Linked DNA regions of Mus musculus: region 1 is linked to region 2. A link is a loop called in an ENCODE intact Hi-C map of the cell type or tissue named here. Cell type or tissue: gastrocnemius. All regions are shown on one strand. Each heading gives the region's core, and the rest is flanking DNA. Links, peaks and the distances in the headings are about the cores only.

Region 1 (5,378 bases), core at 257-5,256, 100 kb before region 2:
GTATATCAGAAACCAACTAATTCTTTCAGCCACTCCTATACTTAGGTACTTTCTCCTTTGACAGCTGAGGAAGCCAAGGGTTTGCGATGTCCATTTGCCCAGGGTTGTACAGGTAATAGGTAAAGAGAATTTTGCTGAGCCTAGTCTCCGATCACAGGTGTGTTAATGCAGTGCTGTGTTCCGTTCATCAAACCAGGAAATCTCTTTCTGGTTCTCTCAAACCAGAACTCAGGTCAGGTTGTGTCCGACGTCCGATGCAGTGCTTACACTTTCAACCTTACCTATGTCTGTGCTATGACTCATCTATTGGTCATCCTTTAACTTTTCCACGTTAAGTTGAATAAATGCCTTTTAGAGGAAGCTGCATGTGAGGGAGGACCATAAATGAGGGTCAATAGCTCGTACCACAACAGACAAAGTAGCCATTAAAAGGATCTACAGAAACAGGATCTACAGAAAAGAGGGCATAGTTCAGTTACCAAAGGCTTGTCTAGCGTTCACAAACTCTTGGATTGTGTCCCCACTGCACAAAAAAACCTGGACATAGTGGCAAATGCCACTAATCTCAGCATTCCAGAGGTGGAGGCAGGAGCATCAGAAGTTCACAGTCATACAAGGCTACACAACAATTGCCAATCCAACTTGACATTCCAGGGGACCCTGTTTCAAAAGATAAAATGATTTACAAAAATAAAGCAGATTTATTAAGTTCAAACCGGCTTGCCTTAGCTCTAAGCTCCCAGAGAAAGTTGGATGTTTGTGGGCACAGGGTATGTGGCAGGTTGAACTAGCTCTAAACTTAGATATTCTTGATGGCTTCTCAAGGTTAGGAAGTTCATTGAAAATAGAAGAATGTCCTGCTTCAATGGTTCGATGTATGAATATATTCAGGTTCCACCAAAACCTACTGGAGGGGCCACCAGAAACTCTGGCTCTATTTCAGATGTACATGGCTTTGGAAGAAAGGCCCAAAGTAGTTCTGAGGAAAGACCCCAAGAACCTTCTGGAAATCCTTCAGTCCCTCCTTGGATTGAGTCTTTAGAGGCCACTAAAGATCTGTCTGTGTGACCAAGGATTGTGGCCAGTGTTCTCAATGAGTAGAACACATTGCTGTAGTTCAGACCAGTCCATTAAAGCCATGATCACAAGCCTACAGCACTATTGAGGACTGATAGAAACTTTAAGTGGTGGGACCTAGAAAAAGGAAGTTAGGTCATTAATGGCATATTCTTGAAGGGGATGTCGGGACCCTGGCCACTTCCTGTCTCAATCTTTGCTTCCTGACTGCTGCCGTACAGTGAGCTGTTGCTTCTGACCTAAGCTCTGCCATCTTGTACAACTCTAGATGTCCCTCCCATGCACAGACACCTCTGTAGTCCCTTTATTTCAATGGGAATTGGAAATTTATTGGAAGCTATGCCCACCCACCATAAAGAGGCAACCATTTTGGCTTTAGAGTCTCATTGCTACTCCAGTGACCCAGAAAACACTGCACTGATCCCTTGAACCCAGATCCTGCAAAACATTGGGATTTTCTGCCTATCCTAGGGCTTCTGTGTCCCGTAAATTAACCCTTCTCAAACTCCCCTTTTGTGGGAACCTCCGCATCATCTCTTCCCACAGCCAAGGAATTGTTTTCCCATCACACAAGTGAGGGACCTTCTGCTGAGTGCAAGCATTTCTCCCAAATCAGTTCTCTCCCGTGTCAAAAGTTGCTTTATTTTTTGTAAGGAGCTGGGTCTTTGAATCAAAAGCTGGAGAGCAAAGGAGTGCAGACCTTTCCCAAAACATTGGCCACGTGGCAGCAGCATGGCTGGAAAGACAAGGACACCGCAGAACAAAAACACAAACCAGCTGATTTCACCCGGCTTCGCAAGTGTTTAACACATGCACACACACACACACACACACACACACACACACACAGATGTGTGCACACATACACACAGGTATGCTACACAGCTGATTTTGATAGATTGGCAATTTCCTGTCATCCCTAGACCTTTATCTCCATTTTATCCTTTGACTTTAAGGGTACATATGACTTTCTTCTTGTTTTTTCTATTGTTCGTAGTGTGTGTGTGTGTGTGTGTGCGTGCGTGTGTTTGCTTTCTCTTTTGTTGTTCATCTTTTTTCTCGATTTTTCTAAGAAAAGTGTTCTGAAGGAAAGAATCTCATAAGACACTCCTTTGTTTTCTTTTGTGTTCTTAACTCTGCCCCAGCTTGGGATTCTGCTCCCTGTCTGTGCACAGCAAGGCCTAACCAACTTTCTGGGCTGTTCCCTCCCCTTCCCAGGAACAGTGAGAAACAGCAGAGAAAGCCATCAAAGGCTGCAGCTCCACAGGCCCCGTGCCTCCTGCTTGGGCACAGAGAGAGGAAAGAGGCCCCTGTGGGCCCCAAAGGGGATTTCTTCACTTCCTGGCAGTCTCCAGTACACAAACTGTGTTTGCTAGGAGGGAAAGGAATGCTATTGATGGCGTTGATGCTGCTGGAGAGGAGAAACAAAAATAATCTGGGACCACTGGCTCTGTTTCCTGTGCATGTGTCTGTGTGTCTGTCCTGTCCCCAGCCTGTCTGGCAAGCTCCGTGCTTGTTTGGGCTGGAAAAGGTTCGTGGAGAGGGCTCCATGGAGCCAGGGCCTGCTGCAAAGACATTTCCAGGGTCCATGACCCTGGCCCAGCAAAGTAGGACAGCTGCCACCTGGCACCTAGAAGTGTCTATTCTCAGTTGTGGCCACAGGGATGGAGAAAGCCTCCTTCCTCCTTAACTGCTCTGTTTCCTCTGTGCCCATCAATCTCTGGCCCTACAGGCATGACCTGTGCTTAGACCGTTGCTTGTATGTTTCAAGCCCACCTCCCACCCCCCACCCCCACCCCCACCCCCACTTAACTTTAGGCTCCTTAAGACATAGTAGGTGACTCAAGGTGAACCCTAGCTCTTGGTCCCTGCCTAGAAGTTTCTGGAATTCAGTAGATACTCAGCATATTTAGTAGAATGGCTTCTATGTCCACTCTCTGTCTTTCAACTTTCCTTCCCTGACACCACCTGTCTTACCTCTGAGAGAATCATCTCGAGCCTGAGGATGCTGTAGGGAGAGCCTGGCTGTCCTCATTCTGCAAAGGAAGATACTAACCTCAAACCCACCTTCACACTGATAGTAAAATGTGGAAACTTTAGGATCTGAGATGTTGGTTTGTTTCCCACCCCCCAACCCCACCCCCCCCCCCCCCCCGGTATCTTTCCATTGCTACATTTTCTCTTTCATCTCTTCTGTTACTTTCTTTTCTTGCCTTCTCTGCCCACCGATATACCTGCCCATAATCACCCTTTCCATTCTGGCCAACCATGTCTCCATCTGTGACTTAAGGACTCTATGGGCTCTGAGCAGAAGACTGAGATGAATCCACTGTGTGAACCCAGATGTATCAGCAGAGAGGAAGCAAGGATGAGCACCAGTTAGCTGAACTCATATCTCTACTCTTCTCACTCCTGGAGACATATTTCTCCGTGACTTTTATTTAAGATCACCTCGTCATGGTCTGTGTGTGCATCTTATAGGTACATATTCGTGTGGGTGTGTACACGGGTGGGTAGAAGTCAGAGGTCAATATTAGATCATTTCCCTAATCACTCTCTAATTTACTGTTTAACACGGGGTCTCTCAGTGAACCTGAAGCTCACCAATTCAGCTAGGTTAGCAGACCAATGAGCTGGAGGCACATTCTTGTCTCCGTTGCCCCCCCACCCCCCATCTCATCTCAAGCATACAGATGCGTGCTGCCATGCCTGGATTTTTATATGGCCCTGGGAATCTGGACTTGAGGCTTCCTTCTTGCACAGAAGGCATCTTCCCTGTCCTCCATGAGCCAGTTCATCTTTTTCTTCTTGTGAGTGGAATCATAGTCTTCGTGTCTGGTGTCCCTTTCTAGGTTCTTCTATGCAGCAGCACTTATTAAGACTTCATTCCCTTCTTATACCCTTGTATGGATACCTGGATTTTGAGTATCATTTATCAACTGATGAACAATTAGACATTTCTCATATTTTTGGTAATATCAAAAATGCCTTTATGAACATTTGTGAGCAAGTACTTATATTGACATTGCATTTTCATGTTTTTGAGGAGATACTTAATTTTTAGGTTAAGGGCATTTTAACAAAATGTACATTCCCGGGCCTCTAGACCCTCTAAATCAGACCATGGGAAGAGATGCAGAGCATTTCATGGACAGTTAGTTAGCTCTGTGGAGATTCTGAAGTACATGGGGGACTAACACTCATTCTAATCACATGAGCTTCACTGTCTAGATCCCATGTCAGAAGGCACAGGGCTGCCTCACTGCCTGGGAGTCCAGCACAATGCCTCAACAGGGAAGAACAGTTTATCTAGTGATTTCTAATATGTATGCCTCCTCCTAAGCACACCAATCCCCAGAATCAGCCCACACAGAGCTGCTATGCCAGCTATTGCTGCTGCAAAGATAGAGATGAGACAGCCCTACATGGAGTCATAAGGTAGACCAGGACCTTCTGACCTGCCCAGCGCTCATCCAGCACCCTATCAATGGCTGTTCTCTAAACCAAGCATTCTAAAAATTAATCAAGTGTTTAAAAAGACTGGGGGCCCCCTGTTCTTCTCAGCTATACCCTTCTGGGTTCCCTAGTGGAAGTTCTGCATCCCTGAATTACAGTTTGAAACCCTCCCATCTCAGAGATTGTCATCTAAATGAGGTTAGTAATATGTCATTAATTCAGTCATCAAAATTTTCTAAACATTTGCCTTGGGTCAGGAACTGTAGTAGATTCTAGGTAAACAGTAAAAAGACACAGCTCGGCCTGGAGAGATGGCTCAGCCATTAAAGGCTATCACAACCAAATCATCAAAAAGGCACAGTGTCTGTCCCTGGATTATTCACAGTTTATCATGAAGGTCCAGAATAAATGCTATAATAGTGTGGTTGGATGACCTGGAGATACCCAGGCAGGCTTCCTGGAGGAGACAGGCCCTCAGCAGACTTGAAGACATTGTAGGGGAGGAGATGTCATTTCAGGCAGAGGCTTTATAGGTACAATGGTAAAAAGGCAAAAGGAGGCTGCTTGTCTAGGGGGAGGGAGTGGGTTTTGTGGCTCTGCAACACCCAGATCATAGAAAGGAGGGGCAGGAAGGGTGTGAAATAAAAGGATGGCCCAGGATCAAATGGGAAGGGGTGGGGCCTTATGTCACACAAACAACACTAATGCAATGCTAGGCCACGAGTCCTGACATCGCCAAACTAAAGGGGAGGAGGTGTGTGTAACTCATGAGCATTAGAAAAGCAAAAGAAATCCCCAGGAGGCAGCGGAAATTAATGAGTACCCCTGAAAATGACAACAGGGCA
Region 2 (5,378 bases), core at 90-5,089:
GACCAGGGAGCTGGAGAGATGGCTTACAGTCAAGAAGTCTTGTTCTTGCAGAGGACCTAGGTTTGGTTCTAGGCATCCAATGTCATGGTCACAGCCATCTGGAATATGCATATGTAGACATACATGCAGGCAAACACACTACACATAAAATAATAAACCGTAAGGAGTAAAAAAAAAGGATATAGACTGGTTTCCTCTTCTCTTGGTTTACACACACACACAGAGCTGTGAGCTCTGGTCTCTGAGATCTCTCCACTTGCACAAAAAGCCATCCATACCCATGTGTCCCAGCTCTGGACACTGAACAAGGGTAGGAATGAAAGATGCTTCACATTTAAAAACAAACAAACAAAAAAGCCAATTTGGGTCTTCTAAATACAAGAAAACAACTTTTCACAAATGTTCCAGAAAACCTCAAACAAACAAAAAAAGATGGCTTTCAGATTTGTTTTTTGGTTTGTTTGTTTTTTTTTTTTTTCCTCAGAAACATTAGAGAATTGTTTTCCTTTGGAGTTTGGGGTGGAGTCAAGAAGAGAGGGAGTTTATTCCTGGGAATCTAAAATGTATCTTTCCCAGTAAGGGGGACAAGGGAGCAGAGATCCAAAAATATTGTCTCTGTAGTACTTGTGACACATTTGTGAGGGTGCTCAGGGGAAACACCCGGGACCTCTTCCTCTCTGATCTGGCCCAGGGAATGACCTTGCTCACTGGGAAACAATGTTTCCCTGGGGAGAGTGTGTCCACTGTTGGGGATTCCAGTTCTTGACTTCAGGTTCCTTGTAGCGGCCATTTTCCATTTCTCCGAAGAGAATGTAGAGACTGATCCGGGGCAGAAAACAATGGGTAAGGTTAAAGGAAAGAGGGACAGGCAGGGTGCTGGGAGCCCGGGAGCATTGGGGACAGACTCAAGCACCTTTGTAACTGCTGCTGGAGACTGCCCGTGACCCCAGAGGGATCCATTTAGGGACAGTTTACAGGCCCTTCTGGAATCCATACCCACACCCTAGTTTGCTTTTCAATTTCTGAGGCACTCCAGGTGCTTGTACTCAAAATCCCCTGAAAGTCACAGTCAGGAGAGTCTTAGCAGCCGCCTGAACCCTTAATTTACAGTTGACAGAAAATAGACCTGGAAAAGACAAGAGACTTCCCCCAGGCAAGTTCACAGCAGAACACAGGCCTGGAACCCTGGCTGCCTCATGTGACGTCAGAGCTGCCCAGTGCTTGCTTAGGAGGTCCCTGCTGCTATAGAACTCTCTGTCTCCTCACCACTGATGAGGAGACAGTAAAAATCCTCGAAGACTCACTCTGAGATAGGGTCCCATGTAGCCCAGGCTGCCCTCAAATTCAATATGTAGGAAAACCTTGAACCTCTGATGGCCCCTGTCTCTGCCTCCTGAATGTTGGAGTCATGGCTGCTAGGGGTGGAAGCCCCTAGCATGCAAAGTGAGTACTGTAGTCACATCTCCAGCCCAGCAAAGTGATACCTGAAGATAGTGCTGACGTCATCTATACCTGGTTCTTAGAATAGTATCCCATATATCACCAGTGCTCGGTGACACTGTACTGTCAAGCCCTCCCATGGTGAACAGAGCTTACTGCAAGAACTTCCCCCCACCCACCTCAGGACACAGGCCACCCTGACTCTGTGGGTACACATGGCCAATGATAATTCTGGGACAAAGCCCTCCAATGGGACAGTTGAGTGAGCTCAGCAAAGACATGGGTACAGAGGGGCTCCTGGGTCCTGAAGGGTTTCTGGAGGAAAGGCAGACTTGGTGTTTCATGATGGATAAGGAGTTAGCCAGGAGAGGGGTGGGCAGAGAGACCTGGGTACAGGGTCTGGCAGTGAGAATATCCAATGACCCCAGAGCTGAGCAAGGGGCAGAGTGGGTTTGTCAGGGTGAATCAGGTGACAGACAGGGGAAGACTGGATTCCAACAGTAGAGGAAAGAGGTGGTGAACACAGCCTTGTCACAGGTCTATCAAGACTTTATGTTCCCTTTAGACCATCAGCTGCTGATACCTAGTGATCAACTGACTCACATCTCTGAGCCTCAGTTTCCCCTTCTACTCCAAAAGTAGACTGACCAACATGACCTCCCATAATGCCACCCCTTCTTCCTTAAGGACAGCTGATTTCCAAGGAGAATTTCATTTTAGGCCTGTGTCCTGCCAGGAGCCCCGAGACAAATGTCTTTCCTCTTTTGTCTTCTCTGTTAACCCTGGGTCACTTCCAGCCTGTGTCAAATTTTTAGTTGTTGTTATAACTGAGCCCCCACTAGTTCCCAGTTCTGAGGACATCTTTAACCTTGGGCCAGAAGAGAGAGGGCCAGCCCCAGCCCTGGGAGGACGGTGGAGTGGGAAATGAGGGGTTGGGAAATGAGGGGGTGGAGACCGACGCCCCAAAGAAAAGTACAGAAAAGGTCAACACATGCTTCCTGGCCCCAGTCACGTTGCTGGACTCCAGCTTGTGGAGGCTGAGTTGAACTGAATCCAGGGAGGGAGCCCAGACATCAGGAAGGACCCAGCTGGGCACTTTGCATGGAGGACATTGCCATCTAGTGGTCATTCTGTGTTGAGCCCAGTGTCAACATTCCTGGAATCTGAAGCCCTCTTCAGGGTCCTTCAGCCTCCTTTGCTCCCTCCCCACTAGGTCATGGACAGTTCAATGCCCCTGATTGGAGAACACGTGGAAGAAGACAAGCAGCTAATGGCTGACCTTGTCGTTTCCAAGATGAGCCAACTCCTGGTGCCAGGGGCCACGGTGCCCTCACCTCTGAGACCTTGGGTAAGGTTCTCTTGAGAACAAAGAATAGTGGCTCTGGAATGAAAGCCCCTAGGATCCAAAGGAGATAACCCCGGGCTGGCATCATGTAGAATGGGTTGGGGACAGAGGCAGGAAGGGCCTTGCAGGGGCCCTCTCAGAGCCTCATATTCCCTAGGAAGAAAACTGTCCCATCAGCCTTTAGACAGATTGTTAGCAACATTCATCTCTGTGTTCCCATGTTGGACCTGAGCAGAGGTGTGTGCAAGAATACTTGTACACAGATGCCCTATGTCCCCAGTGCACAGGTCAATAGAAACTATTGTGTCTCAGTTTTCCCCACCCCCCAAACCAGCAATCTCACAATACACACACACACACACACACACACACACACACACACACACACACTGCTCAGGCCTTAGCAGGGACTACCAGACCAGTCTTCAAAAGTTTACCAGCTTGCTAGCCTTCTGGGAAAGCAAGTTTCAAATCTTGCCCCCAACCCCAGCCCCTCCTTATTCCACAGAAACTCATCTCTTCATAGACAGGGGGAAAGTAGTTAAACTCAAGGGGCTGTTGGGAGCCAGGGGGCGGGGGGAGGCATTTGCAGCATCCTAAAAATCTATTCTAAAAATCTATCATGAGCTACACTGAAGAATTGCGCATCATGGATTTTACATCGGTGATTTTTTTAAGGCTTATATAAGGCTTAGCCTCCCACCAGAAATACTGTAGCCACTGGCATCATTTCTCTTCTCTTGCTCTAGGGTCCACAGACTAAACCTGCAAAATCTCCAGGGCAAGGCCAGCTAGGACCTCTACTAGGACAGCCCCAGCCAAGGCCACCTCCACAAGGTAAGCCACAGGTCAGCCACAGAGAGACACTGTTTTCAATAACATTGAAATGCAGTGCAGAGGACTGTGAGGTGTCTCAGTGAGAAGAACTCCTTTTGTGCAAGCATGAAGACATGAGTTCAAATCCCCGTCACACAAGTAACAAGCTGGGCATAGGCAAACATGCCTGTAGCTACAGCACTGGAGGAAGGGAGAAACAGGCAGTTCTTGGGAACTGGCTAACGGGTTAGTCTAGCTCAAATGGTCAGCTTCAGGCTCAACAAGAGATGCTGTCCAAAGCAGTGTTTCTCAACCTGTGGGTCATAACACCTTTATGGTTGCATATCAGATATCCTGCATATCAGACATATACGTTGTGAATCATAATAGTAGCAGAATTACAGTTATAAAGTAGCAAGGTGGTCACTGAAATGTGAGGAACTAGATTAAGGGGTCACGGCATCAGGAAGGTTGAGAACCACTGGGCTAGAGTAAGGTAGGAAGCAATAGAGAAAGACACTCAGTGTCCTCTAACCTCCACGTGTACATCCAAGGGTGTGTACCTACACAGAGCAACTAAATAATAATTAAATCAATAAAAGTGCATTGCTGGAGACAATGGTTCTCTACCTTCCTGGTGCTGCAACCCTTTAACACAGTTCCTCGTGTTGTGGTAATTCTAAACCACAAAATTATGCTTGTTGCTATTTCATAACTAATTTTGCTACTGTTATGAAGTGTAATGTAAAGATCTGTGTTTTCTAGTGGTCTTAGGCAATCCCTGTGAAAGGGTTGACCACACGCACGCACGCACACACTCATGCACGCACGCACACACACACGAGGCCACGATCCATGAGAACTGCTGGTCTAGACAATCCATCCTGGTGCTTTATCCTTACTGTGTATACTCCCTCCATCTACATGATGAGGACCCTAGGAGGGATGCTGTCCTCCTGAGGTCAGGGAAGGAGTTGGAAAGAGAGAACAGAAGGATTGCTAAGTATTTAACCTGTCAGCCCCTGTGCTGGGGCCACTCCCTTCTACACTGGAATTCGTCCTCCCTACTGCTCTGTAGAGGAAGCGTTAGGGTTTCCCTGTTCCCCAGTAGGAAGTTGAAGCTTTGCCCAGGAAGGCACAATGAGAAGATGGCTGGTTTACAAGCCTGGACCTTTAAGCCTTCTGGGAAATGTTATTTCTAGCCACTAGTGGTGCCTGAGTATACATTTGTGAGCCAAGCAGCTAGAGTGAGAAAGATAAAAGAAACTCCTAACATTATACCCTCAGCTGCCAACATTATTCCTCAAAAGAGTTGCTGCTTGATAGGGGGTGGATACAGGAAGGACCACAAGAAGTGAGGGGAAGGGGCGGGGGTGTCAGGAGAATAGCTAAAGACCTCCTGGAGGAAGGCTCTCCCACGAAAGGGCTCAAGAGGAGTACCTACAAGCATGTCTCTTGCAGCAGAGGAGGGTGCTCAGCTCCGCTGCTCTGAGCCAGCTGGGGCTTCAGAACAGCTTGCCATGGGAATGCCAAGGCAGATGATCTCCTGTGGTCTTGACAGAAGGTGTCTCCTCCATTCTGTCCTGAACTTTCTAGTCACTTCTATTAAAGTGACAGATGGCTTCCTCTTCCACAGCTCTAGGAAACACAGCTCCCACTTCCTTCCCTCCCTGCCTTCATCCCTTTCAGCCTTCTCTCTCTCCTTCCTGTAAAAGCAACTTTGTCTCAGAGGCTCACTGCCTGTGTCTGCTAACCTAGGCCGCCTAGTCCTGGAAGC

The links. Hi-C counts contacts between places; a loop is a spot of excess contacts. Peaks named below come from ENCODE experiments on the same cell type or tissue, not always from the same donor. Only the 100,000 strongest peaks of a DNase experiment are listed, where the experiment ranks them.
Region 1: it touches region 2 in a loop (2.9-fold over the local background); 4 of 42 quality-filtered maps call a loop at or near these places.

Annotation. Positions count from the first base shown.
Region 1 is chr10:86,164,174-86,169,551 of GRCm38, reverse strand. The region is part of intron 6 of Syn3 (synapsin III); the gene reads left to right. The region is part of intron 2 of Gm35636 (a long non-coding RNA gene); the gene reads right to left. Among named protein-coding and RNA genes, the nearest start is that of Gm35636, 4.9 kb to the right of the region's middle. In gastrocnemius, for the core only: no CTCF peak of the experiment used is centred there; a DNase peak (open chromatin) is centred at 2,599; H3K27ac peaks cover 2,246 bases.
Region 2 is chr10:86,062,206-86,067,583 of GRCm38, reverse strand. It overlaps Syn3 (synapsin III), which reads left to right. Exons shown (of 14, transcript NM_013722.3): 11 at 2,654-2,788; 12 at 3,535-3,622. Among named protein-coding and RNA genes, the nearest start is that of Gm51812, 4.2 kb to the left of the region's middle. In gastrocnemius, for the core only: a CTCF peak has its summit at 2,566 (motif pointing left); DNase peaks (open chromatin) are centred at 2,505 and 4,695; H3K27ac peaks cover 2,095 bases.